Regions from separate parts of the Mus musculus genome. Here all the other regions are linked to region 2. A link is a loop called in an ENCODE intact Hi-C map of the cell type or tissue named here. Cell type or tissue: left cerebral cortex. All regions are shown on one strand. Links, peaks and the distances in the headings refer to the core of each region. The heading gives the core; the rest is flanking DNA. Region 1 has its middle 89 kb from the start of Cavin2. Region 2 holds the start of 9330175M20Rik (RIKEN cDNA 9330175M20 gene). Region 3 holds the start of Tmeff2 (transmembrane protein with EGF-like and two follistatin-like domains 2).

The links. Peaks named below come from ENCODE experiments on the same cell type or tissue, not always from the same donor. Only the 100,000 strongest peaks of a DNase experiment are listed, where the experiment ranks them.
Region 1: it touches region 2 in a loop (3-fold over the local background); 3 of 42 quality-filtered maps call a loop at or near these places.
Region 3: it touches region 2 in a loop (9-fold over the local background); 6 of 42 quality-filtered maps call a loop at or near these places.

Annotation. Positions count from the first base shown.
Region 1 is chr1:51,194,494-51,205,435 of GRCm38, reverse strand. No RefSeq gene overlaps it. Among named protein-coding and RNA genes, the nearest start is that of Cavin2, 89 kb to the left of the region's middle. In left cerebral cortex, for the core only: no CTCF peak of the experiment used is centred there; a DNase peak (open chromatin) is centred at 5,790; H3K27ac peaks cover 1,011 bases.
Region 2 is chr1:51,329,564-51,340,505 of GRCm38, reverse strand. 9330175M20Rik (RIKEN cDNA 9330175M20 gene) reads left to right here and starts at 6,727. Exons shown (of 5, transcript NR_045151.2): 1 at 6,727-6,822. In left cerebral cortex, for the core only: a CTCF peak has its summit at 6,354 (motif pointing right); DNase peaks (open chromatin) are centred at 6,011, 6,376, 7,316 and 7,861; H3K4me3 peaks cover 1,323 bases; H3K27ac peaks cover 2,517 bases.
Region 3 is chr1:50,922,802-50,933,743 of GRCm38, reverse strand. It overlaps Tmeff2 (transmembrane protein with EGF-like and two follistatin-like domains 2), which reads right to left and starts at 6,221. Exons shown (of 10, transcript NM_019790.4): 1 at 5,625-6,221; 2 at 3,086-3,195. The coding sequence starts at 5,796. In left cerebral cortex, for the core only: CTCF peaks have their summits at 6,289 and 6,503 (motif pointing left); DNase peaks (open chromatin) are centred at 7,057, 7,340, 8,152, 8,484 and 2 more places; H3K4me3 peaks cover 4,896 bases; H3K27ac peaks cover 3,334 bases.

The DNA.
Region 1 (10,942 bases), core at 3,486-8,485, 130 kb after region 2:
GCTTGATATTATATATTGTTTATATGACATAGGACACCACTCCGTATCTAATAGAAATGCTACATACCTTATACACCAAGTTTAAAATACCCTGGTTGCCATACTTAAAGGAGTGAAAAGCAACGGGTGAGAGTAGCTTTAATAGTGCATTTTATTCAACCCAAGTAGCTAAAGTGAAATAATATTACAGACTAAGCCAGACACACTGTAAGTACTCAGTTGCTGTTCTAGACAGTGCATGTCATATTGGACACTGCAGCTCTTACATGGGCTTATATTCGGACTCATTAGAAAATAGTAATCTAGTCATTTAAGTCTCCCTACAAGTCATTTTGAATTTGCATACTAATTGTACCCATACCTCTGATAGCACATTGGCAGAGCAAACTCTGGAGGAGGCATTTTAACTGACAAGAAGTTGATGAATATATTTAACTGTATTACTCTAATATACTTGCTATATCTCTTCTAATTAAAATAAGATTATCTTACAACGTCTGAAATGAATATCTGGCATAATAGACTAGAAACATGATGAAAATGTTTTCATTAAATGCAAAGATACCCTGCAAGGCATGGTATTTTATCTCAGATCTCTAATAACATTAATATACCCTTTTAATCTCGGAAGCATTTAAAACTTAATAGGAACTCCTTAAAGAATGAGAAAATTATAAGGGTTGAGAAGTTACTTTAACTTGAACGAACTCACAGTTCATGGCTTGAGTAAGTGTAAAACTCTTCACTGGTTAGTGCCCATATTTTTGTTTATTCTTCCACTGGTTTCAGAAGCCGCATTTGTTGGGGTAAGGTGGGCATATCCAAAAGAGGGTGGAAGTGGGGATTAATGATTTTACTAAGAATTCTTCTTGGTTTTGGTAGAAGCCCTTGACTTGACTGCTCTTCTTACAGGAATTTGTGTGCACACGCTTAGGGACTCAGGACAAGTGATGTGAAAATTTTATCTCTAGTTCACAGATGGAGTTCTGAGGATACTGTAGTTGCTCATTCATTAGCTTCTTTCACCTCATACTTTGCACATAAGTATCCTTATTTGTTGCTTTTCTGTAATAGATGAGCTGTTCATCGATAGTATCATTTTGTTACTTGTATTGTTACCTGACTTCTTTTCTATTTAAACTGCAGACAGCAAAATTCAGTTGTTCCCTAGAGTGTTTTATCTAATTTCTTTATGCTTGATTTGAATAAATAGAACAACATTCTACTAAAGTTTAGAAGGACAAGATTCTGTTCCTCTCTGTTTTAGGGGTTGATGTCTGCCCTGGGTAACTTGAAGTTTTTTTTTTTTTCTCTTTTCTTACTTTTATAGCCATTTTTTTTTCTGGCACAGCGCAGAGATGCTTAGGACAAAAAAAATTCAGAGACAAATGTGGCCAGATGTTGCTGCTCTGGTTAGAAACGTATATTTCTTGGGATTTTCTCCAGTTAGTGTTTCCTTTTCAAACATGACACCACCCACCACTGGAGTATGGGGTATTTTTTGTGTAACTTGTGTCTCATGTAAGAGACACACAGTAATCAGCATAACATCTCCTAGGAAGCGCTAATCTGCTAGATCCAATAAGATGGTGTACTAAGACCTAATTTGATAAAATGCGGTAGGAAGACCAGAAGGAGAGATGATCAACACCTGCAGGGAGAGCCACTTCCACCTAGGGATCCAGCTTCCGTGAATACGTACAGAAATGGCTGCAGAGGGTCAGTGCATCCTGAGAGAGCTGCATTCAGTCTTCCTTGTAGAATCTAATGAATTTGCCTTCAAAACCAGTGCTGGACCATATGAAGCCAGTACTGCAGAGGACTAGGGTGGGGAAAGGTTGTCAGAACAGCAGAAAGCCCACGCGATTCTTATGTCCAATCCTTGGACCAGCGTAGGTGTTGCTTTTTTGTCTTGTTATCTTTTTGAATCCCTTACAACTTCAATTTCTGACTCTACGATGCCTCCATTTTTCCTCCTCTTTCTGCTATTGCTTTTAAAATAAGTTAGAGCAAAGAAAGCTTCATATTTATTCCATTACTCTCGTTCCTTGAGGTTAAGCCTTTGGCCCCACCCCCTGTGCCTGATCATGTATATACAAGGCTTGTCTTTACTTTTCTGTTTTTGTACAAGCATCCCTTTCCATTGGCCAGCAACCTTGGCCAGTTGAACCCACACTGAACATTCACTATAACAAGATATTTTTTTGTTTTGTTTTGTTGTTTTGTTTTGTTTTGTTTTGGTATTCTCTGCCATCCATCTTTGAAACCTACACAGACATCGAAAGCTCCTCATTTTCAGGGTGTTTGTGAGTAAAGCAGGTTAACTGAATTAACTGTTGGATTTTAATTTTCCGTCTTTAATGTTAAGCACCTGTACTTGTAGGTGTAGAATAACAGAAAGTATTCAGTGGCGAAGGTTCAATTGTGCCTGACACACAGGGTTGGTAAAGGGCTGCAGATCTTCAGGGAAATTGTTTGATAACAGCATCCTCAGAGCTACCAAATTTGTAGCATTGGAATCAACTTGCTATTATGGGCCACGATTGAACGTGTTTTAAGTGGTGACTGTTTGTTCAAACAAAATATTCTACTGCTTCATTTACGAGCATTTAGAACTCCCCCTCCTACCCCTTGGCTGGTTCTGACCTTTCTACTCTGTATTTTAAAGATCCCTAGACACCCAAGCTGAGGAGTTCTCATGCTTAAGCTGACCTGTTAGCCTTCTCAGAGTGCCCGTTGCTTGTTTGAACTTTCAGTTGACTGACCTTTTCCCCTCACTCTAAGCCACAGGTCAGAAGTAAATCCTTTTGGGTACCACAATGACTTGGCAATGTGAGCGGGTTCATACAAGTTAGGAGGATCTGTGTCTCTTCAGCTAGACCTGGCTGGTTTAGATTCTGAACAGGCTTCAGTTGTTTTCTACAAGGATATTGCACTGGTGACAGGCAAGTGTCCTTTTTCAGAATCACCTGGGGAGCTTATTAAACATTTAAATTTCCATTCTTCTTGTGGGAATTCAGACCAACTGAATCTGAAAATATGGAACCAGGGTGAACAACTGTCTCAGATAATTTTCATGCATTCAAAACTTCTTCTGTATATGGCTTCAATTGCCAGCTTTCCTTTCTTTCTGCCTTCCTGCCTTCCTTCCTCCCTCCCTCCCTTCCTTCCTCTCTTCACTCGTTCCTTCCTTCCTTTTGTTCTTTCTTTCCAGTGTTGAGGATGGCACTCAAAGCCTCATAAACGCACTGCCAACTGAACTAAATCCCCAGACTTTTTATTTTATAATTTAAAACGCTTCTGAGGTATTTATCAAATGTGAAGCAAAGGATAATAACAGTGCATACTCTTTTAGCACAACTTCAGGAGGCTGCCGAACACATTTAAACAAATGCAGGCTTCCCGTTTGTGTCTCATAATCCCTGAATTACAAAGCATCGACTCCTTGCCAAGGCTTGTTTAAGGCTTCTTCACCATTGTAACTGGTCTTTATCTTCTGTTCTTTAATATGAATGCTACTAGGAGGTCATAACTTCTTATCTGGCAGCCACGCACTATGTATACAAATTCTCATTATAAAAGGATGAGACTTTTATCAAAGGGAAAGTTGCATTTCCTCTTCAGTGTCAGAAAACACTCCCGGGTAGCCTTTTTCATGAGAGGAAAGTCTATGAACCATGTGTGTTGCATGGGCAGAGTGTGGTGACCGTCAATATGCTCAAGTAAAAGCAAAAAAGTAAAAGTACCTATGTGATTAGCTCAACTTTCAGGGTCATAAGTAATCATAATAAAGGAGCAGCCCTAATTATCATGTCATTCTCATATGTGACATAGTAGGGATGCAAAGGACCTCGGAGCACACTAGGTCTGCACTATGAACCATATTAGTGTGTTAGCAGATCTAGGTACTTTTGATTAACGAATGAGCCCTGATTTCTTGATAGGATGCCATGGCACTGGTCATTAGGAAAAATCAGAGGTAAAAATATGGAGTCCATTAAGGAAAGCACAGTGGCTGGGCTAGTGGCCTGCTGTTTCCTTTGAAAACTATATTTTTCACTATGTGACACTACCTTCTTCCACCTGATTGTTCAACAAGAGGAGAGCTAGCTTAAGCTTAATGGATTGGATTTCTTTGAAGACTGTGTCATATAAGAACAGCAGACTGTAGGAAGGAAATTGGTGGCCTTCATTTGATTTCTGGTAGAGTTAGAGACATTCATCCACTTCTTGCACTTGACTCTCTTTCTTTCATAACTTTTTCACTAACATCTTTCTTAAATTTTTGAAATTGAAGGAATTTAACCTTATTCATTGGCATGATCCATGTAAAAGATTTCTTTATATAATTTATATAGCTGGTTAGGAGTCAGATAGCTGCATGACCCAGCTACTGCTATGCTACAGAGCAGGCTGTCAATGAGTCAGCATGTGTCTGGAACCAAGTAGGTGTTGATTATTTCCACCGCCCAGCTTTCTTATAAGACTCATAGAGCTCAGAACCCACGCAGAGAATTCATCCTTAAGATTCTATTCCTCTACAATAAATGTCAGAGTCCAGTCCTGTGTAAGTTCCCTGTTGTCATTTAGTATATTATTCTAAAACCTATTTGGTAAAAACAACGAATATTGATTATATCGTAATTTTTATGGGTCAAGAATTCAAATTACTTACTTGGGAGGTTCTAGCTTAATGTTTGTCACAGGTGATGGTGAATTTACTGGTTGGGACTGCAGTTATCTAAAGGGTCAATAGGAGAAGGATCAACGTTCAAGCTAACTGTGTGGCTATTAAGAGGTCTCAATTCTTGTTTCATGAACTATTTCATATCACTGGCTTGTGATAATGCTCAGTGACTTTTCTCAGAAGAACTCATGTATGGCCCCAGTTTTTACAAACAATATTGACATGTTTCTGGACTGAGGTGGAGACGAGTTACCATATCTAGCGACAAGGGAGATCAGTGAAATATGTCATTGGTCAGATGTTTTGATAGGACACAGCCAACCTGCTATGACAGGGCAGGGTTAGAATAATGCCTGTGCTTGTTTTTTTGTTTTATTTTGTTTTGTTTTTGTTTTTTTTTTTGTTTTTGTTTTTGTTTTTGTTTTTCTTCTCTCCCATCACCATACTTGAGGTAAATTACATGTAAGCTGAGCCCACTTAAGAGCTAAAGAGAAAGTCCAGAGTTGTCCACCTCCCAAACCACAGGGAGGCCTTGGGCCAGGGTGTGGATTGCAGGGAGTGGTTTTGAGGGCAATGGGGGAAGTTGTTCAGCAGAGCAAGCACATATAGCAGCTAACAGCAGTCACATGCACAGTGAACAGGTGTGCAATTAATGTTAAGTATTATAATGATTATCATTGCCTGCCAAAGGGTCTATGAATGCTGATTAACTACATTAGAATGTTTGTGTGGGAGAGACCACAAAGAAACCTCATTTTCCTACCTACGGAGTTTGAACGTGAGGATCTCCGCACCAGGAGAATTGCCTAGCATCATTTACCTCAGGCAAGCTAAGAGAAAAAAATCTCATTCAGTATGATACTCTACCCAATGACCCATTAATGGACCTTCCCGCTTCACATTCTCACTGGTACAGAATGGTAGAAAGCTTCCTACATTATATGTTCTAGCATCTCTCCAGATCAGACATCAGCTCCTACCCGAGAGCCAGCCTTGCTAGGCACGGAGGATGGATGTAGCTGCAGCAAAGCTCTGCCATCCAACGTTCCTCCCACCCAGCTGCCTGCTTCTATCAGCTCCAACAGCCACAAAAGTTGCCACTCCCACGTAATTCAGCATACAGCATTCAGAGGGTTCCTGAGCATCAGGTTGGATACCAGCAACAGATGGAGCGATGTGTAACATGGAGAGGTAGCAAGGAGCGGTGGGCAGTGAGGCAGGGAGCCATATGGGCAGTCTGGGAGGTGAAGTGCAAAAAGCAGGGTGGCAGCTCTTGGTGCACATGTGGAGATTCCTAGGAAGCTGTGGTTTTCACCTATGCTCTCTCCCTTTTTCCCTTTCTGTCTTTTCTGTGACCACTGTCCAAATGGAGCAAACCTTGTTGCTCATGTGTTCTGCGACATGGCATGTCTTCTCTGCCCCACAATTCCAAGCATCTCTCCAAGGTTGAGTTTCAACAGCTCTATTATCCTTTGAGGAAGAAGCCAGTGTGGCACAGATGGCATTTTAAACGTATTTGTTTCTGTGTCAACTGCTCTGTTCTGAACATAAACATGAATTTGGTGCCTTCACTGCTGTAAGTGATAAGCTGCAACAGCGTCACTTGTTTCTGAGTTAAACGACAGCAACAAAATGAAAAATCACCATTAAAAGGCGATATTTGCATATTTTATGCTGTCAAAGAACATGGCACTAATGTAGCATAAGGAGAATTCTTAAACAGAAACAACACACTTTTCAAAAATCTAAGGAAGGTTTTTTTTAATGCTGAAATTTCACTTATAAAAAGAAACAGGGAATGTTTATTTCACTGGCAAAATAATAAAAGCACTTTGGGGTGACATTTTTAATAGCATATTAATTTGAAATTGTAATTTTGAGGAGTAATTTCATTTACATAAACACCAAATGCATTCTAAATGCTTGGTATTATCATAATGACTGGAAATTAAATTAATAATGATAGGGAAGTTAAAATCTGACATAACCTTCTTGAAATTTTTTATCTACTCCTATTGAAGTCACACACTGGACTTCGTTTGTTGTTTTAGCTTTGCAGTTCTTCAAATTTGGGAGTTTAAATTGACTTTCAAGAGGCATTCATAGAAACGTGAACCAACCAAGCATTTTAACAGCTGCATGGCCTGATGGGTCATTGACATACACACACTCGAGACTGTAAGCACACACACACACACACACACACACACACTCCATAATGTTAATTACATTGCTCCTTTTCATTCTAAATTATATCTAAGCTATGGAATAAAATCAAGACATTCACAAGGCAGGGAGGTTTCTTTACCCACCCTGAAGATACAGGTATTACTACAACTGTTTCTGGTTACAGGACTCCTTAGGGTGGATTCTTTGTTTTCTTTCTTTTCTCCTCTTTCAAGAGCTCATGTGCATCAAGAGCACATGATGATGGTCAGTAAGTCTCATCCTGCTGAAGGCTGCAGGCCCTTTAATGAGACACGAGGCAGCAGGTAGTCTTGATTCAGAAGATTTGTACCATTTGGAGATTCAAAGATTGAGAGGTAAACCTGGAATTTGTTTGTTATATGAGTCACTTATAGAGTGAACAATTCTCTCAGGAAGTGTAAACACGATCCAAAGCACCCAGTAATGCCTGCTCGTTGGTAAGCTTTTGGTCACTATCGTACAAGGTTTTGGTCTCTTTGTTTCTTAGACTAGATTATGACAAGAAAGTCAAAAGAATATGCCACTAACTATGAAACACCAGGCAACACAAGGCAAATTATGTTCCACCCAGAACTCTCTTTTACTACCAGAATGCTCTGCTGATACAATTTCAGCATGCCTTGGCCATAATATCTCAGGGTATCCCACTGCTTGGGCAAAACTTCTCAAATGGCCTACAGAATAACCATTTTACCAAGATGGTGCTTGTCCTGCCAATCCCAGTGACTCTTACTCATTTCCTTTTACCCAAGCTTCAAAACATTAACTAAAAGAGAATGATAAGATGGATTTCCACAATTTATTAAAATTATTTATTCTGAGATTTGAACCACCCACTAGTAGACTAAGTTGCTGGGTATCAGAGATCTTACAGCTCATTTGTATAACAATTTCTATCCAGAAATTGAAAGTACACAGCTAACTCCATGCTAGGGTCCCATGTACGCAATGTGGAAGGACATAGAGTTGGAAAAGCCCTTTATAGTTAGATAAGGGTGTTGCTTTTAATATATTTCCATTCTCACAGCCTCTTCCTGGAGTTCAATGGACCCAAGACAGATTTGAATGGGCTCAATGGAGATGACAAACAAAACAAAGTCAAATCCCATGGGATGTCTACTTTACTTTTCTTAAACCAAGGAAGAAAAGAGTAATGAAATTTTAATAATAAACATACAAACACATAATAGCAATATCTGCAGTTAAAACCTGTTTAGTCTCTGCTAGTATCTTATAGGGCTGCCTCCAATACATCTGATCTGACCTATTTGATGAATGAATGAGTGAGTGAATGAATGGATGGATGAATGAAACTGAAGTCATTCTTGGACTTCTACCAAAGATGCTGTAGAAATTGCTCCATTCATCTGACCTTACAGGGCTGCCTCCAATCCATTTGATCTTCCTAGTCATATCTATTGATCATTAGCCAAGCAGGCTCTTTTTATCTGAAAATTTAAAGCATTGTGGTATAGTATAATAAACACTACTTTGCAAATAGCTTTCCCCCATCTCTCTCTCTAAACTCCTCTTCCTGTCCCAAAAAGCTTGGAAGGTGAGATCCAGCGTTGCGGGCTGTCCTGAGTGGCCTCCCTGCTTGCTATTGCTGAGAGAATTTATTCAGAAAACAGTTCATTTGTGGCTGTCCCCATGGAAAGGATCAATTTTATAGCTCTTACCTTGGTAGCTTTGGAATTACTGATCTTCGGTGGCCAAGGTTTTTTTTTTTTTTTTTTTTTTTTTTTTTTTTTTTTTTAATAGCACTTGGGATGCAGAGGCAGGCGGATTTCTGAGTTCGAGGCCAGCCTGGCCTACAAAGTGAGTTCCAGGACAGCCAGAGCTGCACAAAAAAACCCTGTCTCGAAAAACAAACAAAAAACAAAAAACAACAAAAAAAACTGTATCCTTGAAAATGGATGGGTATTGACAGAATCTGGACCACGAGAGACTCTAGTGTGTGCTATGCCTTCTCCCTTCTCGCTTCTCGCTGCCTAACTTCATGTATGCTTCAGTTTTAGCCTATACCCAGTCCACCTTTTGCTATTTCTGATCTCAGAGCCAGTTAAACAGCTGTTCTTTCTTTTTACAAAAGAAAAACCCAGAAGCAAGAGATGCTGATGGGAAATAAAGGCATACACATTCTCATCCTGGCTATTGGAAAGGGTTGTGTCTGACACCGGCCACACTGCTTCCTGCGTGAGCTCTACTGCACTGTCCTTTTTTCTTTCTTTGGCCACTGGTGTTTCACAAGACCCCGTTTCTTCACACTGTCCATCATGGGTGCTGGAGGGATGGAATGAGAGACAAGGAAAGATCACAGTTTTGTAAGTGTGTCTTGGAGTTCAAGTGCCTTTCAGAAGCATTAGATCATTTTTAATCTGATGTCTCCTAATTAAACGGATTGGGAGATAAAATGCATCCAACAAGTGTCAGAATTATAGAAGTTAAAAAGCTCTGGGAGTAGGCAAAGCCGTTTGAGTTCCTAAACCTTCAGGAGACTGAATGTCCTTGAGTGCTCTCCTAGCAGGGAGTTCCAGGCCTCAGCTGGGGGCTTGCTGTCATGTTGTAATCACTATAATTTATAGCACACCAGCTTCATACCCTTTGCCCCATCAGGGAGCCACCTGGAAGCTAAGTCAGCCTGATGCAAGATCAGAATAAAGGAAAAGGAAAGGAAAAAGAATGCTAACTACTCTCCCCCTTAAAGACTCTGTAGAATCAGTGTGACCTTTAGGGCATCTTTTTTGAGGACTAACTTTCAAAATGAACACACCTTCAGTTTCTGTTGCTATGTGCTATTGGAGGGTGGTATCATATGTATAGAGCAATTTATCCAGCATCTTTGGTAGAAGTTCAAGAATGACTTCAGTTTCATTCATTCATTCATTCATTCACTCACTCATTCATTTATCAAACATTACCAACTGGGTTATAACAAGACAGACTTCTAGATCTTAGGAGGGTGGACACTTCTTGAAGTAATGTTAGAGACATGAAAAAAAAAGGTAAATATGAATGTGAACAAGATAAATTCTGGGATTCTCTCACTTTTGATGTCTAAAATTATCTTGTTCAACTCTTGCTCTTGGCACCTGTACTTTAGCTAGAAAGAGACATTGTATTGCTAAGATTATTCTGATGGGGGAATGGGCAGGAGGAGAGAGAGGAAAGGTAGAAACAAAAGAGCCAGGAGCAATGTATGTTAGACAGGATGGCTTCCACAGGAAACATGAAAACCGTCAGAGCAACTGCAGTAGCACTCAGATAAACCCTCACCTGCTCTACAGGTAGGTGAGAGATGTACTTGTCTTCCCAGGCAAGGATGACAACACGGTGTAAAAAAATCGATTTGGGGTTGACTTGGATTCTCATGTTAACATTGCCCTCTTCCAGTTCTGACACTGGGTAAGTTATTTGTAAATTTCTAGTTATATTATCATGAAACTGATATTGTTATAAGATATATTAGAGACTCACTACAAGAAATAAGTGAAAGAACATTCATAGAGTGACCCAAAAAATTCCCGTCTCTTAAAAAGATGAGCAGGAGTAAATGCTTGCTGTTCTCTAGTTTATCTCTATTCACAAATTGTAATTTTTTTGTGTGTATAATACATTACTGCAATCCATAAGCTGTGGTAACAGTTTCTTAAAATTCTCCACGATGACTAGTAAAACTAAGTCAGTGACTTGTCACATCCCTAAAATTACTTGTGTAGAGTGCTAATGGAGAACTACTTAGGTTGAGTTGGATTTTTCAAATGTCTTCAGTCAGTTGCTTTGATTGTTGACTGGGGTGAGAAAATCATGGCAGAATCCAGGCAGCACCACTTCATGGGTTGGGGCCTGAACTCTCTAAGAATGAAGAATGTTACCTGAGTATGCGCAGTCTAGCAACCAAGCAAGATACCCTTGCTTTTTGTTTGTTGCTGACTGTTGATGTGATATGACCGGCTGCTTGAGTTCTTGCCTTGATGCTCCTAAAATGCTGGGCCATAACATGGAATTATAATGTCCTCAGTTGCTGCTTGTCAGATATTTCTTCAT
Region 2 (10,942 bases), core at 3,681-8,680:
GAGGAGTGCTGCTTACTGGCTTGTTCTTCCTCGCTTTCTTATAGAACCCAGAACATCCTTCCAGGGGTGGCCCCACTCACAATGGGCTTAAACTGCCCTACGGACTGACCTATAGGCCAGTCTTATGGAGGCCTTTTCTTTTCTTTTCTTTTCTTTTCTTTTCTTTTCTTTTCTTTTCTTTTCTTTTCTTTTCTTGTCTTTTCTTTTCTCTTCTCTTCTCTTCTCTTCTTTTCTTTTTTCTCTTCTCTTCTTTTTCTTTTTTTTTTCTTTTTTTTTTTTAATGGTTTTTCGAGATAAGGTTTCTCTGTATAGCCCTGGCTGTCCTGGAACTCACTTTGTAGACCAGGCAGGCTGGTCTCAAACTCAGAAATCCGCCTGCCTCTGCCTCCCAAGTGCTGGGATTAAAAGCGTGTGCCACCACGCCCGGCATTTTCTTAACCAAGGCTCCCTCTTCTCCAGTCACTTTAGCTTAGGTCAAATTGACCCAGAACCAGCCAGCTCAGATGGAGATGGGGAAGTAGAAGAGGATTTCATAGCTGAATAACTTAATATGTCTTCCAAAACCATAATTACCTAAATCTTGGAGTATTTTTTTTTTAAATCACTGAAATTAGGGACATTTCAGTGACATCTTATTATGGAAAATCATCAGATTGCATGATTATGAGTATCTTGTCTAAATTATCTGTCTTCAAAACATGATCTTGTCTGAGAAAATATTTCAAATTCACTAAAGAATTTGATATGTTCCTGAGTGTTTCATAGTCTGGGTTCTGTTATCAAGACTTGTGCACTGACTTTGCCCATGTCTAGCTTTGCTTGGATGGTTTTTGCTTCTGTTGTTTAAAGATTTATTTATTTTATGTAGCTGTACAAATAATAGTTGTGAGCCTTCATCTGGTTGTTGGGAATTGAATTTAGGACCTCTACTCACTCCGCTTGCTCCTGTCGGCCCTGCTTGCTCCGGCCCAAAGATTTATTTATTATTATAAATAAGTACACTGTAGCTGTCTTCAGATGCACCAGAGAGGGCGTCAGATCTCATTACGGGTGGTTGTTAACCACCATGTGGTTGCTGGGATTTGAACTCAGGACCTTCAGAAGAGCAATCAGTGCTCTTACCTGTTGAGCCATCTCACCAGCCCCTGGATGTTTTTCTTTATCTTATTGGATTTAAAGCAGCAGTGCCTTTGACAGCCTTACGGGAGCTGAGTGCTTCATCCTCAGTGCCACACTGAGTAGTAATAGTGTTAGTGCTTCTCCTCCTCCAAGACAGCGGCATTCGGACTGGGTGTTAAAAGTTGGTGCCGTACCAGTGATGGGGTCACAAGAGGTTCTTTCTCATCAGTGAATCACAGTGCTCATGAAAGTGGCTGTGCTCGCTCTACGGAGAGCATATACTACATCTCCCTTCTGAGAGATCCAGCCTCCAGATAACCATAGTGCAGCCTTGGCCTTGAACTTCTCTCAGCTTTGAGAAACATGATGACTGTTTCTGAGTTTTGTAAACAACACAGTGTCTGGTGTGCTGAGGCAGGAGCATGAATGCACTCACACAGTGTGTAGGCTTCCCATGAACTACCCTGCCAGAGATTGTCTATGGGGCTATGTCCATTTCACATTCACTTCTAGTCTTTGTAAGAAAGTCATACTCTTAGTCCCTTCCCCTTCTTTTACCTTATACTGTAGAGTGGTGGGATTCCAGAGGAACTGACTCCTGTGAAACCAGGGCAGGGAAAGCCTAGGCAGATTTGCAGAAGCCTATTGAATTCATTTTCATATCATGTTTTCCCTCTCAGTCTAACAGTGAATTTTGATTTTTATGTAAGGATGTATGTGATGATAGCTAACCTGTTTATCTAAAGTAAACAAAGGACCAGAGATTCTCTGTGAGAAATTAAATCTGATTTGGTTATTGGTTTGACAGTGAAGATAAGCTTCGCTAGTTAGGCCACTGATGGACAGTTTCTATAAATTTAATGAAAGAAGAGACTCCCAGCTCTGAGGACTTAGCATTTTTAAAGTATGTTCTGGCATAAAGGATGCTGGCCAACACATCCTTCACAATAATTGGAAGTTATAATAAAAATTCGAGATCTCACCTTAAACATTTGAGAAAGAATCTAGGTCTTCCCTGTGTTTTAGATTTATTTCTTTTATGTGTATGAGTGCTTTGCTCGAGTACATGTATGTGCAGCACACATGTATGTGATTGAAATCAGAAGGGGGCGCCGGAGAGCCCAGAATTGGAGTTTGTTGGTTATGAAGCCACAACATTTGGGCATTGGGAATGGGACTCAGGTCCTCTGCAAGAGCACGTGCTCTTAACCAGCGAGCCATCTCTGCAGCTCTTGATCCAGACATTTAATTTTAACTGTTTTTGTTTTTGAGATCACGGCTCTTAAACATTACCTGTTGGAAATATGAGATGATGTGGCAGTCCAGGGAGGAAAGGTGACTTCTAACATCTTACTAGAAAAAAATGACTTAGCAATAACTAAACAATTCAAACAGTAAGGAGACAGGTTCCTGGAAGTTCTATATATACATACATGGATGATGTGTGAACATGACCTCATCCTAGCTGTCCTACAGTTGTTCTGGGGACGCACGATGAGTTCCACCAGTGGGTCACAATGTCCTAGCCTGTTCGTAAAGGTTGTTTTTTCAGAGCCTAAGAAATAAACTTGTAATTCTGAATTTTAAACATACTCTGGAATTAGTACCAAGAGAAAACAGCATTTTGACCTCGTATTTATTACTCAGAGATCTATTTTCTCACTGTAAAGTTAATATTCATTTTATGAGCGCTTGAAATGTCAAAAAGCATAAGAAAAGCAATGTAGCAATGTATTGACATTGTCAGCGTCTTTCTTTAACAAGTTGCAACTACCTTCAGCTTCATCCTCATATTATCATCTCACCTCTTCATTACATGTTTTCCTAGGCTATGTCTTTCGTGTGTGTGTGTGTGTGTGTGTGTGTTGCACATGAGTGTGCAGTTATACATGTCGTGACTGCCAGAGGACGTTGGCTATCTTTTCTATAACTTTCTGCCTTACTTCCCTGAGACAGGGTTTGCCATTCAACATGTTGCTGTTTGGCCAAGGAGTGTCCAGGGTCCACCTGCCTCCAACACCCACTCCTGGTTATGAGCAGCTACACTATGCTTTCGCATGATTGCTGGGAATTTGAACTTAGGGTCTCCGTGTTTTCAGAACGCATGCAATACTCTTACCCATTGAGCCCTCTTCCAGCCCTTGAAACATTATTTGTAATGGTATGCTACTGCACGAGAAAGGAGTTCTATGATTAAATAAGTCCACATTTCAAGACTTGTGCAAATACACAGACCCTTTCTAAAAAAGAGAAACAAATTCCTATGCATTTTAAAGGGCTCATATATTACTTTATTATGTTTTCATGTAGAAACATTGTGTAGAAACAGAGTAATAAGATAAATTCAAAGCCAAACCTACATACACATTTAAAATTCAGGTGTAAAATCAGCATAATTAACATTCTGACAGTCACGTGCAGTGGTGGCAGAAGTTTGGTAGCAGACCACATCTGCTGTACACATTTTTCTTGATTTTGACCCAAGGAAACAACCATTGTATCATTGTTATTTTATCTTCTAATAACAAAGGGAATAGTCTATTACTTTCCTGGGTCAATCAGAATTTGTATTTCAAAATATACTTTAGATGCAACTTTAAACAAAACTCTTTCCCACGAAATCTACTCTTAGTAGATACAAAGACGGCAGCTTCCATCAGTGTTAGTGTAACGTTAACAAGTGATACCGCCATTCAGGCTGATGTTGGGGAACTTGGACCTCTTTGTTCTTATCTTAGACTTCTCGGCCCTCCTTTGGCACTGCTGCTACGATAAACACAGGGCTGGGCTGTGAGGCCATAGTGTAACTGCAGTGACTTGTCTCCTGATGAAACATGACATCATGACCTAGACATTTTAAAAACATCACCCTCAAAAACAATAACATTAGTTTAAAATCTAAACCAAACCAAACCAAACCAAACAAAACCTTCCAAAATTCAGAGCCTCAAGTGTAAGCTTTTGGATCCTTTACTGACTCTAAATTGGAGAGACTCTGATTCTCTGTGTCCTGATAGCTCGTGTAGCCACGTATTATTGCTACATCAATAAAATAGTATATATCAGTAGCTTAAAACAACACCAATTTATCTTTCATTTTGGACAAGAGGAGGCCTAAAATCATGGTGTAGCTCAGAGCCATTGCCTTTTGGGAGACACTGTAGGTAGTCTGTTTCCCCCGTTAGCCTCTAGGGCAGTGGTTCGTATCCTTTCTAATGCTGCGACCCTTTAATACAGTTCCTCATGTTGTGGTGACCCCCACCATAACATTATTTTCATTACTACTTCAGAACGGTTATGAATCTTAATGTAACTACGTTTGGAGATAGAGGCTAGCCGGGGGTCAGGTCCCACAGGCTGAGGACTGCTGCTGAAGAGGCTGTCCGCATTCTTTGGCTTAGGGCATTTCCTTTGCTTCTGGGCATCTCTCCCACCTCTGTTGTCTGATCACATTTTAGGGTTTTGAAGTATCTGCTTTGCTCTTATGAGGACTTTTGTGATCACATCCAGAAAGGCCATAAGAAATCATTCCATCTCAAGTCCTTTAAACCTAGACTCATCCAAGAGGTCCTTTGTATCATGTAAGGACACTTACAGGGTCCAGGGTTAAGGACGATGGTAAGTTTGGGGAGGCCATGATTGAATATGGAAAGCTTTTCATATAGGAGACAAGATCAGCTGCCGACCGTGGTGTTCATTAGCCTAGTGCTGGAGTGCAGAAATTACAGAGCACTTTAAAACGGTTTCTCTGAAAGGGCTGATCCAGACTGCGCCCATGTACATAGTACATAGCAACACTTTCTTGTCCAAGGATCAAAATGGTATTATTTTTTCCCGAAACCCTTTGCTGTTTGGTAACGGAGATAATTCATATTTTATTTTACTGTGATTTCATGTTGTCTCTTTTGATGACACTGAGTGTCAAAAACACACAGAAGGTGATTGTAAACGCATTAGCATATTAACATACTTCCTTGGAAACTGTACTCAAGACTCTGTTATCCAGTGTTTACTTGTAAGCTTATGAGGTTGTAGTGTGGAAGGGGTGATGGGCAGCGGTGGTGGCTGGACACAGAGTTCTCTGAACATTTCAAATATTTAGGACAGTCAGCAACTAGCTGGGAGAGTGATCCTGTCCATGGGGCCCATCAGTTTATCTGGACTCATGACTGCCACAGCTTGTAGAGACCTGCAGCATGCAGCTTGTCTCTGCCTTACCACTTCTCTCCCAGAGGAACAAAGCAAAACCAAGACATTTTGCTTAAAGGCCATTGTTGTCTAATGGTGGGCATGGTGGTGTGAGTGACATAAAAAGCTCTCTAAATAAGTAAAAATTCGAAAGCCTTTTTATAAAATGTTCTATTACACAATGACTACGTGCTAACTTGGAGAAAATGAAATTGTAGGCAATTAAAAAAATAAAAACAAATGAACAAACGAACGAGCAAACAAAAACAACCCACAAGTCATGTTGAAGAAGGAAGATGTGCTAAGTAAGGGCTCCTTTATTCCCGGAGAGTTTGGTATCCCGAGGCCTGTGGTGACAGTAACAGAAAGTCTAAAGTGGTAAGATTGAGCACACACTATAAAATGGGGAGGGTTTTATAGTGGCTAGATTTTATTTGCTTATAAAGCCTCTATCCTTTCTGCCTCTTAAGAACACTTGTTGCCACGTTAGAGCATCCAGACATAATGTAAGGTAAACCCCGAGGAAAACATGCAAAACGCTGCTCAGAGGGTTCTGAAAGCCTACGGTTCCTTTTCTCACTTAATGCAACTGGGGCTTTGCTTTCCCTGAACAAGACAAGTGCCTGTGGTTTTCCTCCCTAAGATCTGCAGGAGGAGGCTGTTTTTAGCTGAGAGCTGCTGCTTTGCCTATCACTGAAGTGCTGGTTGTAGGATGCCTGGGAGAGAAGGCATCTGGAGAGGAGGAAGGCGGAAGCAAAATGCGTGTAGGGAGCTCAGGGCTAACAAGGCAATGTGCTAGGGATGTACTCCTGAAGCAAGGGCAGCTTGGAGGCAGGCAGATGGGGGGGGGGCGCTTTGGCAGTCTTTAGCCTCTTAGGTTCTTTCATTTGTTTGTTATTCTAGGGAGCTCTGATTTATTTGTATCATTTTACTGATATTGGGAGGTTAAAAATATGTTTCCGTGTGTATAGCAATTAACAGCAGGCTCTGCACAGTGGAATATTCCAGGATTTAGGAGACTGCTAGACTTTTATTGGTTCCAGCCAGCAGATGGCGGTAGTGTACCATAAAAGAGCACACAGGGTTCGCCCAGTGAAGCCGGGAGGTTCAGTTTTGTTTTGCTTTGTTATTTAAGCTCGACAATACCCATCTATATATCCTGTGGGCGCACAGTGTTTGAGCCTCGTCTAATCTTAAACTTGTTTTATGATGATATCATTATTTTTTACTGCTACAAATTAACTGTCGGTTTCAATCTACCCCATATTTCAGCTGCCTTGGGGGGATCATCTTGTCAGTTGTGTGGCTTTCCAATTTTATGACTGAGATCAAGAGTGATTCCTTAAAGGCACATGGGAAACAATGAAATGTGGGGCAGTGACTGTGAGCTCCGTTTGGTGGCCACTCCCGGAGGTGATCAGGAACGGTACAGAAGGACAAGCACGCCACGAAGCCCACAGCTCCGTCTGAAAAGTGACTGCCTTGACATTTACCCAGGCTCAGCCACTCGTTTAGGTATGGTCCTGACTTACTATCAATGGAGTAAAGCGGGGCTGCATGAATCCCAACATTATCTTATAGCGTTATATTCAAACACAGGAGAAAGTAGAGATTCTAGGGCACGAATATCTTTGATGATACACAGGAAGTTGTCTTCTTTCGCAGGGACAAAAAGCACCCGCATCCAATCACCTATTTACTCTCCCTTGAGTGGGATGCTTTCTGGGAGCCTACTGGGTGTTTGCCCTTGTGTGAAAAGTCCTTGTGAACCTACCGGCAAGAAGCTCTTGATTGCTGCCTAATCTTTTCTTGAAGCGTAAGGGCAAAAGAGATTAGGATCCTCTTGATAGAGTTGGCAGAGCACCATTGATTGATGATAAACTTGAAGGAGAAAGGGGTCATATTCCAGCTTGCCCCAGTCAAAGATTTCCGACAGACAGCAGCCCACTGTTGTAAATCTGTTGCCAGCCAGCACACTGTCCGTGGGTGTGCAGAGGCAGGGACAAAGCCCAGAGGCTGTGAAAAGACCCGGCTGCTCCTGAAATGCTGGGTGAACAGAGTAAGTGTGGGTTCAAGCTCCCTCCAAAGTCATCTGTTCTCTGCATAAGGGCTACTTTGGCTTTTTAAGCAATCTGTGACTCACTCGTCTCCTGCCACCCCACCTCCTAAACGTTCAGTCCCTATGCAATTGTTCTTAACCCTGTGTCTCTAAGTAAACCTAGAATTACTGGAGAATTTTCTTTTAAATAAGAATGCTTTAACCCCAGCTTCTAGAACTAGATGGTCCTTATTAGAATAAATAAGAATGGCTACCCTACAGCATGCCCAATATGAGTTAGGTCTCTTCCTAATGTGTGTGTGTGCGTGTGTGTATAGATCTCTTTATGTCTTTTTTTTTTTCAGATGTCTTTCTCAATTACTTCACCTTATTTTTTGAAACAGGCCTCTCACTGACTCTAGGACTCATTCTTTTGACTAAACTAGCTGGCCAGAAATCCCTAGGACTGCATCTGCCTCCCCAGTACTGGGATTACTAATGGATGCTGCTGCTGGACCCTACTGTTTCACATGGGTGCTGGAGAATCTGAATTCAGCTCCTTATACTTATTTGGCAGGTACATACTTTCTTGACTGGGCCATCTCTCCAGCCCCAATTTTAATTTTTATGGCACTCATTCAACACGAATGTATTGCTTGTACTCTTTCTATATGACCCGAAGCTTAAAGGTTGATGGCTTTTCCTACTAAAGGCCAAATTGGAAACAAAAGGAGGATGTTTGTGCCCCTCCCTCTTTGTGGTACTCTGACTTTAAAGACAATGTTTGCTGTAACACTGCTCTGTGGTCCTGGACAGGTGGGACAGAGAAAGGCAGAAACTGTAAGATTTATGCAGACAGACTGGCGTATCTGCAAACGTACCAGGCAGAAGATTCAATATACAGAGGCTTCGAGGTTTCCAACGGTTGGATATGCAGAGGTTTGAGATACTGGAAGACAAAATCAGGAGACTTTCCTCGGGGATTTAGCCAACAGAGAGGGGCTGATTTTTTTCCAAGCCTGGGCTTCAGAGCTCCATCCAAATTGTGCAGTTAAAGGCACAGAGGAAAAGCACACTTAGGACTGCTCTGCTTGGATGTCTTTGCCTGGATACAGGGTACAAAGGAAGGATGCTAATGCACTGGTCCGTTAGGCTGTCAGGTGAGGATAACAGCAGGAGTGTCAGCAGCATCTTACAAGGCAGGCGGCCTCAGGTATTTATTAGCGGAGACCGTGTACACACTGAGGTAAGTGCACAGAAACGCCTTGGACACTGAGCACAATTCAAATGGGCCTGCTATTGATCCTTGGCGGAAATGTTCATGTCTGCCTCATGAACAAATATTCCTCCTGAGACCACCTTTAACCAAATATTTAGTCAGACCTCTCCAGAACGCATTTACAAGCTCATTTCTGTCCTCTTTTCACTGGGTTGCAGACTGGGGAGCAATCCCAGGAGAACTGACTAGAAGGCTTTCAGACAGTGCACAGTAGTAGGTTTGCACACAAAGGCACACTGGGACTGCAGTGGAGGAGAACTAGACATTGCTGGGAGTTAACAGACAGGGAAGGGCAGGTAGATTAGGTAGTAACCTCTGCTGCTGAGGGAGACTGTGGCCCATCCAGGAGCAGTTTTGTCAGACTGCCTGTTGACCCCAGTGTAGCTGCTTCTCCATATGGAGATAATTCAGTCTATTGTGGATGTGGACACAGCCAAGTGTGGAGAACCACTTAGGGCAGTTTAAGAATCCATTAGAATCATTAGATCTCCTCAGAGCTAGCCAGAATAATTAAATCTGTGTCCAAGTGGAGACTAGTTTAGCTGCTGATTTTAGATTTTACTTACCTTTCAAAAGAATTGAGAGGAAATTCTTATGCGCGATTCACTCACAAATGCCTTCTAATGGTTCCATAAAAACATTTGACTCATCTCCGCTCAAAATGGCTTCATATTTACATTGCTGAAGGCTGTTCTCAAAATGTATTGTGACTTTGTTTTAATAGTAACTCAGGTTACTCACAGGATGGCTGGGAATTGAGCAGTCTGTGATTACAATATAAGTGATGTTTTAAAGAAATCAGACTACGAACTCATTTGATTGCTCAAAGTTCTTGGTGCATTATCTGGATAGCCTGTCAATTTTTGTCTGGGTTAGTGTCAGAAGTTTTCAATTGCACGTCCCTCCAGGGTAGGACTGATGTCATCTCCATCACTTTGAGAGCTCCAGGCTCTTCATCCCATAAGCATTTCTTGAGTGGCCATTATGAGACTGGAATTCTCAGCTGGTGAAGAGAGTGCCTACATTTATAGGACAGCACAGACTGCTGTATGATCCTGTACTAAGCACCAAAACAAGCTAGTTCCTTTCTTCTCCATGTCGGTGTTCTTTCTATATTTGGTAGGGCAGTGATTGAGTACAGTGGGTGGTTCTGATGCTAAGGTCCTGTTCCGAAATTGGTTCTTGATCGATCAATAAAGATTTTGTATTGGCTCAATTGCTGGGCTCTTCTAAGCCTTCCTTGGCTATCGTGCACCCAAAAAGGTGATCGGCCACGTGAGATCTCTGGTGGAGCAGCCATAGGCCACTTGCTTCCTCAGGCGGGAGATTAGAAATGCAACAAAGCGGAGGACAGTTTTGGGTTGCTGGGCTAGGAGAAGGTAAGTTGAGAAACTAAAGTTGAGGGTAGATCTAGGGTGCTAAGCTGGGAGTGAAAGAAGGGTTGAGATAGCAAGAGGAAAGCTTAGAAGAGCCCAGCAACTGAGCCAATAAGGTAGGGTGAACAATAAGCTAGTGTGTGTGTGTGTGTGTGTGTGTGTGTGTGTGTGTGTGTCTTTCATCCACGGATCAGAGGGAGCCTGATGGGGCTAGTAACGTGATCTGCCTGGAGCTTAAAGAGGAGTAGCAAAAACTACATGCAACATAAAAGCATGTAGATATTAATGATTTATATTTGTAAAAACAAGATACTGAGTTATACTGTTTTGTATGTGTGATATGTGATCTGTGTGTAAGGGTATATGTGTCTATATGCACATATACATGGTCCAGAGTAGAACGTTGGGTTCCTAATCTATTGCTCTCTGCCTTAATCTCTTGAGACAGGGTCTCTCACTGGATTGGAAAGTTGCCCTTTCTGTTCACCTGCTATTCTGCTAGCCAAAGAGCTCTCAGGATCTACCCGTCTATGTGCCCAAATCCGGAATTATAAGAACATGAATGCCATGGTCATCTTTTTTATACTAGTACTGGGTATTTGAACTCAGTACTTAGTCAAGAGTACAGAAGTGCTTGTAACCACTGGACCTTCTCCATATCTCTGATGTTGTTTTCTAGTCACTTGGAAAGTGTTGGCAAAGGTAGGAGATGAACCAGGCTCACAAAGCTGCTTTAAAATCTTTTAACTGGAGCCAGTCACTTTCTACAAGTTTTTGAATTCCCACCAGCTAAATTAGGAGTAATATCCCTTCTCTAGATTCTTTAGTTGCCCAATATTGAAGAGATGTATAAGTATTTACAACTGGAAGCTGTGTTAGAAGCATGGCTGGTAGGAGAAATTGTGCTTATTGATAAACTTCTTTATGAGACACACAGTGCTA
Region 3 (10,942 bases), core at 3,498-8,497, 410 kb after region 2:
GAACCAGTACTAAGAAAAACTATATCTCTTTATCTGCCTCCCTTCCTCCTTTCACCTTTCTGTTGTTTTTCCTTTGTTTATTCATCCATTTTCTTCTATTCACTTTTTCAGTTTTTCTTCACAATTGATTTATCAGGTTGACTAGTTATTTTTGATATTTCGTAGGAAGATGGGATGCCTGAGACTGTATCATATTATAAGTTTTTATTTTATTATCTAAGAATTATTTGTATAGGTTTAATACCCCGTATCCAATGTGTTTTAGAGGCACAAAATTTGAGATCTTGGCATTTGTGGAATGACAGGATAGACTTCACCTTTTGAGCATCTATTCAAAACACTCTCAGTCAGAAACACTTAGAAAGTTCAAAACATTTTAAACATCATGATGGATTTCAGACTATTTCCGAATTTGGACTTCTGGGTTACAGATATTCTACTTTGTATTGTTTTGATTACGAATCATTGTCTATAATAAGCTGACATTGCTGTTGTGTTATTGGAATTTTCATTTGAACCCTAAGTAATATTAAAAATTATAATTGATGCACTTAAATGTAAATATATCATTTGGTTTACTGTGTTTCATTTTCTAGAATTATGACTTACTTAATTGGAAACTATTTATATTAATGGCCATGAATTTCCTCATCTTATAAACAATGTAAAGGACCTGGGAATATATCTCAATGGTGGAGCACTTGCCTAGTACATGCAAGGTCCTGGTTATGTCACCAGCAATGCAGAAGAAGTAAGAAAAGTGGGAAAAAAAGAAGGGAAGATGGAAGAAAGGAAAAAGTAGTGAGTCAGCTAAACAAACTTATCTAACTTATAAGAATTGAATGAATTTTGAAGGGTAGAAATTAGTGTATTTTAAAGTATCTAAGGGAAGTCAGATTCATATAAGCTCATTTTAGTGTTTTAATAATAACACATATAGGAACATATTTAGGTTATGTACAATATGTGCATTTATGTTTGAAATTTATCTCATGTCCAGAAAGACTAATGTACATCCCATTTTAAATATAATAACTTACACTCATATCTGAAAATGCACAAGGAACAAAAATTTAGGATACTACATAGAAGAGATTTTCAGATGTCTTCATTTTTATCAGATAGAAGGGGAGAAAACATTAAAAAATAGAAAAAAAACACACAAAACAACATGAAAATGCTGAAGACTGGGAAGAAACTTGTTCAAGGAGCTCCTAGCTTAACATAGTTTATCTCATGCAAGTTGTACAATTTTATTTAACCATCAACTTGGTGTAGACATTCAATAATTATGATAAATATACAAAGTTTAAATTTACTACTAGAAAGATTTTTTCCTCTTAAATTACTTATTATTGTAAAACACACTAATAACAGTATAATCCAGTACAAATAAGGAAATATATTTATATTTCCTATTTAAATTTTCATTTGGCAGCTAAAAATCAAACACAGACAGTTCTTTAATAGGAAAAATGATATGCTTCCATTTTGCGCATTTACCCAGAATTACACCAGTTTTTTTTTTTTCCAGTGAAACACAAACATCTCATTTGAAGAATGTGCTTTGTGAACCATCTTCTGCTAATTACAAGTTTACTTGCTGTACCTATCCCTGGCTACAAAAATAAGAGAAATTCTCAGGAATCACAAACTTAAAAAGAAAAAGAAAAGGTATGAAATTCCATGGGCGTGATTTCTCCAGTTGGTTTTCCATCCTCTTTAGTTATCAATTATAAAAATTATAAATTGAAAATTCTCATGTTCCATCTCCTTCACGTAGCTCTTCCCTCACTGTGGGGGAGACCCTGAAAGTAGATGCCACATGTATGTGATCTGCACTGATGGATCGCTAAAGCCATGGCAATGTCTTTGGCCACTTTAAGCTACCAATAATCTTGCTCTGTTTCTCAAAAAGGAGGAAAAAATGCACAAGGAGCTTTTATCTTCTCTAAAAGTATCTCAACCCATATTTAAAGGTGAGTTTTCTTATCTGCCTCACCAAGATGTAGGGTTAAGTCCTATGTATTCACCATTAAGTCAATATTCAATATGGTACAGTAAGTCAAAATATGACTTTGTGTTTCTAGTTTTCAACAACTCATGCTTTTATAATTTTGGAAGTGCCTTTGATCTTGTTCATAGTTTTATTTATATGCATATTTCTTGCATCAGCTTAAATTAGATGTAAATGTTTGGTGTTAAATGTAATTCAATAATAATCAAGTGTGAGTCCACGGTACTAGTTCAACATCCAAGTTATTTGAGGCTATATATTATTATATGAATATTTTGAAAAGAAGCAGACTCCAGTAATTTTCATAGTGGCAAATGGGATAAATAATGATTGTAATAACAACAATGGAAGCATTATTTTAAATTCATTTTAACAACTTTGATGATAACTTCTTTGTAAAAATATACTTTTCTTTCTAACTGTTGAAAACCTCTCTGACAGATGACAATGTCCACCGTTCTGCTTACGATTCAACATGAGGCTCTATGTGCTCATATGAATTCCTAGGAGACTCTGTAGTTGTTTAATGTGCTAGTCTCAAAATCTTTAATGTATACAACAAGGTTCATGATTTCCAAACTGGCACAGTAGTTTAGGAGTGACCTTATAGAAGTTAACATAAAATTGCATCCTCTTGACAGGATAAGAAAACCAAAGCCCATTAAAACAAACGACAATATAATAAATAATAATAATGACAACTTGTGAAGAACAAAAGTACAAATCCATATCTGCTATCCACTGACTATTTTGACAATTATCCTCAGTCAGTTGACCTATAAAATGTACACACCAGTGCTTCAGGAAGGCACACTTTCCGTCCATATCTAGAAAGTAGAAACTGAAGCTTATCCAACATCAGTGGCATTTTTGACTAGGTCAGTCACAGGTCCCGAAAAGTTATATGTCACCTTGACATCAGCTTGCTCTCTTGCCAGTACTTTTGTTTGATGCTAGCCTCCTTTTGAGTCTGTACAGTTATAACTTGCCAAATGATGAGTTGTACAAGAAGCTCACTGCCTTGCAGCCTCTTTAATGAATTGAAGATGCAAATATCAGATATCTTACCTTGAACTGACAGACGCAAGTCACAGTGTCTCCAATCCTTAAACATTCCCCGTCAAATTTACAGGTGTTGGTGTCACACAGGAAGAGATCATTTTCTCTGTCATCGTAACCTCAAGTTGAAAAAGAATGCTCCAGTCACTTTAAAATGTTATAATGTATAAAGAGAATTCTAGTTTGTAGCACAAACAGAATTTTCTTAAAATTTAATTCCAACAGCCACAAGTGTGCCTTCTACTAATAACCTCAAAAGTGATCAATAATAGTCCATACATTTACAACTGTTTCCTAATAAAGTCTCCCTCAGTATCACCTTTTGAGCATGCTTTCTTAAATTTAGCTTAGACTAATAGTGACTGTGTGAGTGAAAGTTTGACATTTGCTTCTCTGCTTTCTTTTTAATTTTTTTCCTCACTAAGTAGGGTATATCAGTGACCCAAACTCAATATTTAGGAAAAGATTTGGTGATGGTTTGTAGTTGCCATTTTAATATTTCTGCCTTTAATTGTTCTTCGCTTTAAGATATGAAATGACCCTTACTTACAGTTTTTTTTCCAGACAAAGAGGAAGCAAAACCTCAATAATAAAGATAAACAGACTTGGTGTTTTCTGTGAAGGTCTTTCTGACTCAAAGGAAGATTGATCACCTTCAAGTTAACAGGGATGGGTGGGGGCTGCCAAGCTCTTCACAACCTTCCAGAAATACAGTTCTTCATTTTTAGTTAGTGAACACAGCTTTGAGAGATCTGGTTTATAACACATTTCCTCATTGTCAATGTTATATTCAAGCTAGGTATTCCTAATACCAATATTAGTTAGGAAACAAGCTAGTCATGTTGAACATTAGTTATGATCAAATTTTAAGGATGTTCTGTTCCCAAGTGGAATTTATTCTTTTTAAAATAGCATACATGAATGAAGGAACTAAGAATAAGTTAGAGACATGTTGTGTTTCATAAAATGCCAAATTTAGAAATTACCAAAAGAAGAACCAAGTCAGTCTACTGACCCAAATCTAATATGACTGTACATTTCAACTTGTCTTAGCCAAGGTTAAACTGGAGTGGTGCACATTAATTAATTGACCTCAAGAGTTGTATTAGTCATCTCTTAGAACTGTACATGCCTCTACCTATAAGTTATATTTAATAATCACATCCTCTCAAAAGTTACACACACTTCCTTTCACTTACACATCTCCAAAGGCTATCTTATTCAAAGTCGGATTTAATTGTGAGAAGATTTTACTTAACTAAAATGAAATGTTATAAACACACTTGCTAAAACAAGACCAGATTAGACCATGGAGACAATGACCATGTGTGCTTATAGAGTTTAAAATGCCAAAGAAATTACACTATGATTCTTCAGGTAAACTAGACACTCTGATACTGAAATGTAAAACCAGCCAGTAAGAGTGCAGTAACTTCGATCTTTGGGCCCCTTTCAATTAGAGGCTTCAATAGCATGCAGGTGTCAAGCTTCAGTATTCTGACAGAGACTGAATGAGCAAGAGGACTGCCTGACAATGAAACCCAGTGCAGAAGTGAAGGGGTTGGGACCTGCCATGGTAGGGTCACTGTGCTCTCAGAAGAGAGTCTATCAGCCTTGGGGCATGCCCATTCTGGCGTGGGGGAGGGGGCGGGGATCTATGTTTGCTTCTTTCTCAACTTCTGTCCTCCACATAAGAACTTGGATGGGCATACTTTGGCTACAAAATCAATGTCTTTCAAAGTCAATGGCATTTGCAGCCAAAGGAAGAGAGAAGAGAGTGGGGGTGGGGGTGAAAGGAGAGAAGAAAAGGGAGGGAGAGGGAGCGCTAGAGAGAGCAAAAGAGAGAGCTAGGGAGGTATAGACAGAACAAGCTAGAGGAGAAAAGAGAAAGAAAAGGGGGAGGAAGAGGAGAGGGGAGGAGAGGAGAGGAGAAGGGAGGGCAGGGGAGGGGAGGGGAGGGGAGGAGAGGAGAGGAGAGGAGGAAGAGAGAGAGAGAGAGAGAGAGAGAGAGAGAGAGAGAGAGAGAGAGAGAGAGAGAGAGAGAGAGACTCCGTTCCTGGAAACTTGCCTCCTTAGAATTATCTGTGGCCCAGTGCTGACTAGAAAACCCCTGCATTCAGAAGCATTTTCGGCAGCCTTAACAGTTTCCCTGCAGTCATCATTTGATTTATTGCTTTCTTGATTGTTCTTTCTCATAAAGTTATTTTTCGCACATCCAGGCTAGACTCTTTTATTTTTATTTTTATTTTTTTTAATGATGGGAAATGTTCTGCGTTAGTGTTTTCCCCCAGGATGGAGAACTACCTCTGTAGTATTTCTCTAAATCCTCCGATTTGAAAGGGGCAAACATCTATGGTTCCCCACACCTGTACTTTGTTCCTATCCCAGCACGCCCAGCCTTAGCTGAAGCAGTTCTCAATGTTTCTCAGGATTGAGGTGGGAAGTTCTGGGTTTCAGGCAGTGGCTGGGCAGACATATGAGAGTAGACAGGTCTGTGCGGGTTCCGCGCTTGGAGAAGTGAAGTAGAGGGCTGAGGGTCTGGACTTACCGGAGCAGTTCCAGCCGGTGGGCGTTTGGCAGTCACTTAAGGAGGTAGGGAAAGCAGCGAGTTTTACCGGGCGGGCTATGATAAGCAGCGTCACGGGCAGCAGCAGCAGCCAGCAGAAGCCCTCGCAAAGTGTCCAGCTGCTGCACTGCCGCGGGGACTCCCACAGCACCATGACTACTTCGCGCAACTCTGCAGCAACCAAAGGCTTCTGAAGAACACGGGATCGCAGGGGCCACGCAGCGGGCTACTGAGCATCCCGCGGACCGCGGCAGCAGAGGAGGGGGCGGCGGCAGGGACAGCCGGCGGTGATACTGCGACCAAAGGAGAGCATGATCTCCGGAGTTTCAGCAACATCCAGTGACCGGGCTCAGCCTGCGGAGTGAGAGGATAGTCCGCTGAGAAGCTGCGCCCCCGATGCAAGGAGCTGCTGCCATAAGGAACAGGGTCGGGGCAAAGGAGGAGCAGGAGACAGAAACCAGGGTGCGGAGAGGAGGCGGCCAATCGGCCGAAGAGAAGAGCGCGACCAGACTGGGTGGAGGGACAGTCACAGCGCCCCGCAGCCCAGCCGCCGCCTCTCGCGCTCTGCCGCCCGCATCCCTCTGGCGTTTGGGAAGCAGCAGGTCCTTAGCCCGCCCGGGGTCACGTGGGAAGCGGCAGTCGGACTCTGATTGGCGGAGCGCGATGCAGGTCCCGGGAGGGAGGGGTCGGTGAGGAGGTGCAAGGAGGAGGCGGCCACTGATGCCACAGATGGGCTAGTTCTCTAGGCTCTAACCCGAGTGGGTCTAGGCGGGATGGCTCCTGGGAGAAGCTCAGGCTTCAGGGCGGCTACTCCCACGTTCTTTCTCCCACTTGCCTGGCTTCTCTGCTCCATGACGCCCCCTACTGTGTGCGAGGTCCAGGCTCGCGCCTCTCTTCTGTGCGTGACCCCGGGCTGACAGCACCCGCTGCGGCTGGGTGGCCTTGTCTTCCAGCTGGATGTGGTGGGGGCGGAGTAGGTGGAGGACCCGCAGCCACAGGGCAATAGGGGAAGCGGGTAGGGAGCAGAGGGCGTCCCGTTGGCGCCGCCGGTCCGGGAAAGAGATCCAGGCTGGGCATGTCCTGGTAGCTTAAGAAGCATTAGGATGCTTCTCTAGGCGGTGGCAGAGAAAAGAGGGCAAGAGGCGGCAGTGCGAGAGCCAAAAGACTCTGGTGGCTTAAAGCAGCAGCAGCAGCTAGCTCCCCGAGCAAGCCCGACAGTGCTCGCCAGGCTGGAGCAGCCAGTTTCGCTGGCTCTCCCCATTCTCCCTGTGCCTCCTATCCCTTCCAGGCTCTCCGCAGCTCAGCCTGCTAGATTTGATTCTCTTTCCCTGGAGCTCTTTGGTAAGGTACAGACCGGAACCTATTTGTGGGGCTGTCTAAAAGGTTCAACAAAATGTTGTTGGAAGGTCAATTTTGGTCTGGACAGGAGGCCGGAGGAGCAGCGAGAGACTTCTCTGAATCCAAGCTGAGAATGGGTTACAGGGCGAATCCACAGAGAAGCGGCATCCCGGAGGAGAGCTTGGAGTGATTGGGCGTTAGACTTGGGCGTTTTACACCTTGTCTGTGGATCCCCAGCTACCTGGGAGAGGCAAGGGAGCCTAGCCCGGCAGGAGTCACTACCTCCGCTTGGTTCTCCTTAGCCCCAGCAGAAACAGCAGAGAGATATCAGCCTTCCTTCTGCTGCACTCCACGCAGTTAGACACACTCTTTAGCTTAATGGCATGTTAGTTCTCAGGGCCCAGAGCTTTTTGGGACATAGATGGAGAGAAGAGTCTGTCTCCTACGACTCAGGTCACTACTGCAGTCACAGGGTTCTTGGTGCCTTGCACCAAAGAGGTTTCCTTTTGCGTTTGTATCATTCAGTTATTTATGGTATTTTTTCATTCACATTATACATATATACTCCTGCTCTATTTCTCTTTCCTTTCTCCTTCTCTCCTTCTTCCTTTCTTTCAAAAGCTTTCCCCTTTCTCTTTCTTTAAATTTCCTTGTATCGCCCTCCCATAACCTCCTGAATCTTGACTAAGAGCATTGTTTGATAGCATCTAACAAGCAATTAACGAGCTTAACCAACCACTTAAAAGCGGCACCAATAGACTTTGAAAGGCGGACTATCTATCTATCCTCCGCAGACACCACCAGAAAACAAACTGTGCCAAAGCAGTCCCTTTAAGTCCTGTACCCTCCAACCTCTCCCCACTCCCTTGCTTTTTAACTTCGCCTCTGTGAGACGTGATCCTGCAGCACCTCTGAGCCTCAAAGCCACCTCTCTCTTTCTTCCTCTATGTGAAACCCTTCCCTTTATCTTACATCCCGCCTCCCTCCCAAGACTACCTTTCCCCCTCCCCCGCCCACCTCTCAAGATTTCTGAATCTTGGTGTCTCTTGCCCCTGGCAAATAAGCAGCCGCAGATCTCAGCGTTCCAGTCAATGGCATCTCTCACCAGCGAAGACTCCATTAACACAGATCAATTTGACCAGACATTGGAGGCATCAGAAAAATCGGCTTTTAGATGGAGCAACTGAATTGTTGAAGGTAAAGGAATGCCCAGAAGATGGAGCTGCCAAAGATATCGCAAAAACAAAGAAACAGAGATGCCTTTCAGTGGAGTCTGCGACATACATTCAAGCTTAATGCAGATCTAGCTGCATCAGCCACACAGTACCGAATGAGGATTTGGAATTTTCCATACCAAAGCGTGGATCAGCGATCAGCAACTAATCAGGCTTTTGAATATGAGCCCCTCTGCAGTTATGGCAAAGTCCCTCAGACAATGTGTTTTTGCAGCGATTATGATCATAAACCAGCGCTAGGGTTGCAGGGTTTGACTGTAACCTAGAATTACAAGGAAAAATGTTACTGAATTCTCTGCTTAGTAAAATTTTGGTGTGCTTTGTAAGAATTTGTATTCTTCAGACACTTTGCCCACAGTAACTTAAACTGCCAAATGAGTTAATGACTGGCTGCGATGGGTAGCAAACACAGTTACCTGCACAGAGGTTCTTTAAATTATTGAGGAGTTGGAACCAAAGCCTTTCAGTTGGAGATGCTGTGATTCTGTCCCGCTCAGGATACATTTAGTGTTACAGTGCCACCAAGAAACGGAATTTTGCAACTGGCAGGCACCACCAAGTGGCAGAAGAACATCATTTACTGAAGGGAGCACTGCATTGTTCAATATGTAAATAAAAATATGCATATTATTTAGTTCTTCATTAGGTATTGAGGAAATAGACAGGCACTGACATTGCCTTATCATAAAATTGTACTAGCTCTTCGACTCTTTCCCAGCAAGCTCAAAGCAGTTTCTTTACTACACTTAACTTTCAAATATGCCTATGAATCGTGCCTCATATTATATATTATATGATAAGTAATAATTTGATTGAACCCATGCCATGGGTGTTCAAAGTTCCTATTTAAATTAGTGAATAATACTAGCTTTCAATGTTCCTGAGCTAGAATATTTTAGTTATGGAAAAAATAGTCTAGGACAGAGAGAGGTTGTCATGTCTTAAAGAAATTGCAGATTGTATTTTTTGTTTTTGCATAAAACTATGTTTAAAATGTAATAATGTTTTGTTGTCAGTTTCATGAATGTACATAGATTTGCATTTCATTTGAATGATTTTTATGATTTTGAAGTTATGAAGTCATTACTGCACTTCCCCTCTTTCCTCCCTCCAACTGTTCCCAGGCATTCCTGACAAATTCATTACCATGTGTCTTTAGTTATTGTTACACGTATGCATACATATAAAAGATAACTTTTAAAAAAATTGAGGCAAGACTGAGGGGTAGAGCTTGGTTGTAGAGGATTTACCTCACATGCAGGAGGCCTTGAATTTGATCAACTCCACAACATCAAGGACAACACCAAAAGAAAGGATATCATTATGACCTGTGAAATTACTTAAGGCTTAGGAAAATTGGTACAAGGAGAAAGAGGAGGAGGAGGAGGAAGAGGAATTGTTCTAGAAAAAGTAATGCTGAAGATAAATGAGCTTGGGAAAAATAAGACATTTTAGCAATGAGGGATTTGATTTTCTCTGCCTCTAAAATTTTTTTTATTGTTCAGGAGAGGCATGAAGCAGGTTGTGCCTCCTAATGTATTAGACATTTAACAAACAGAAAGAAACACACTGTCATTTAATTCCTATAGTACCCCTAGACACAGAAGTAACAACCAGTGTTTTGTGAACAAGTTGCATGAAGCATTTTAGAACTTAACAAAAATTCTAACATCAGAACACAAGACCTCCTATTCTTTTTTCATATTACTGTTCCTTTGAGATAGATTATACAGGTTCTTCCTGTGAAGAATATCTATCAGTTCTTTCCTTGGTTCACAGAACACAGCCACATGCAGTAATTCTCAACCAAAAACAATGAGATCCAGTGATTGCATATGTGTTGATCATATTATTAATTGAGATAGTTTTTAACATTTAAAATTTATTTTGTGTGCATGCATGTGTATCTAACAGCATATATATGGAGATCAGAGGAAACGTGAGAATCAAGTTTCTCCTTTTATGGACCACTGGAGTTCCATAGATCAAACTCAGGTCATCAGGTTTGGTACTAAGCATTTTACCCTATGAACAATAACACTAGTCCAGGAAAGTCTTAAAAATACATGTCTTTTACTTTTAAGACTATAATATAATTACATCATTTCTATTTCCTCCTTTTCCTTCTAAACCCTGCCATATACTCTCTTTTCTCTTTCAAATGCATGATCTCTTTTTAAATTAATTGTTTTTATATACCCAAGACAATTTTCTGAAGTGAGATATCATTGCTGAATTCCAACATACTTGATACAATTTGTCCACAAAACAAGAATAGTGGACACTTCTGTCTCATTAGAGGGGTTTTCGTAATTAAATAACAGTATGATTCTTTCTGTGTGGTTAAAATGTTTGACACACTAGGAAGCACTATATATGTGTATATGTGTACTATATATTATATGTGTGTATATATATATATACTGTATGTAGTATATATAGTATTCTGTCTGTATAATGTTACTTGGATGTATGTTTGTAGGACTGACCAGATGATATTAGCTTATCATTTTGTGTGCTATTCTCTGGAAAGGACTATTTGTCTTACTTATTTCAGAATTCCTTATGTGCCTGTGGTTCTTTGTATAAGGCTGAGGTCTCCCACCTTTTCCTCATCCATTTTGGTTTTTTGGTTTGTTTGTTTGTTTGCTTGTTTTGCTTTGTTTTGATTTTTTGAGACAGGGTTTCTCTGTATAGTCCTGGCTGTCCAGAACTCACTTGGTTTAC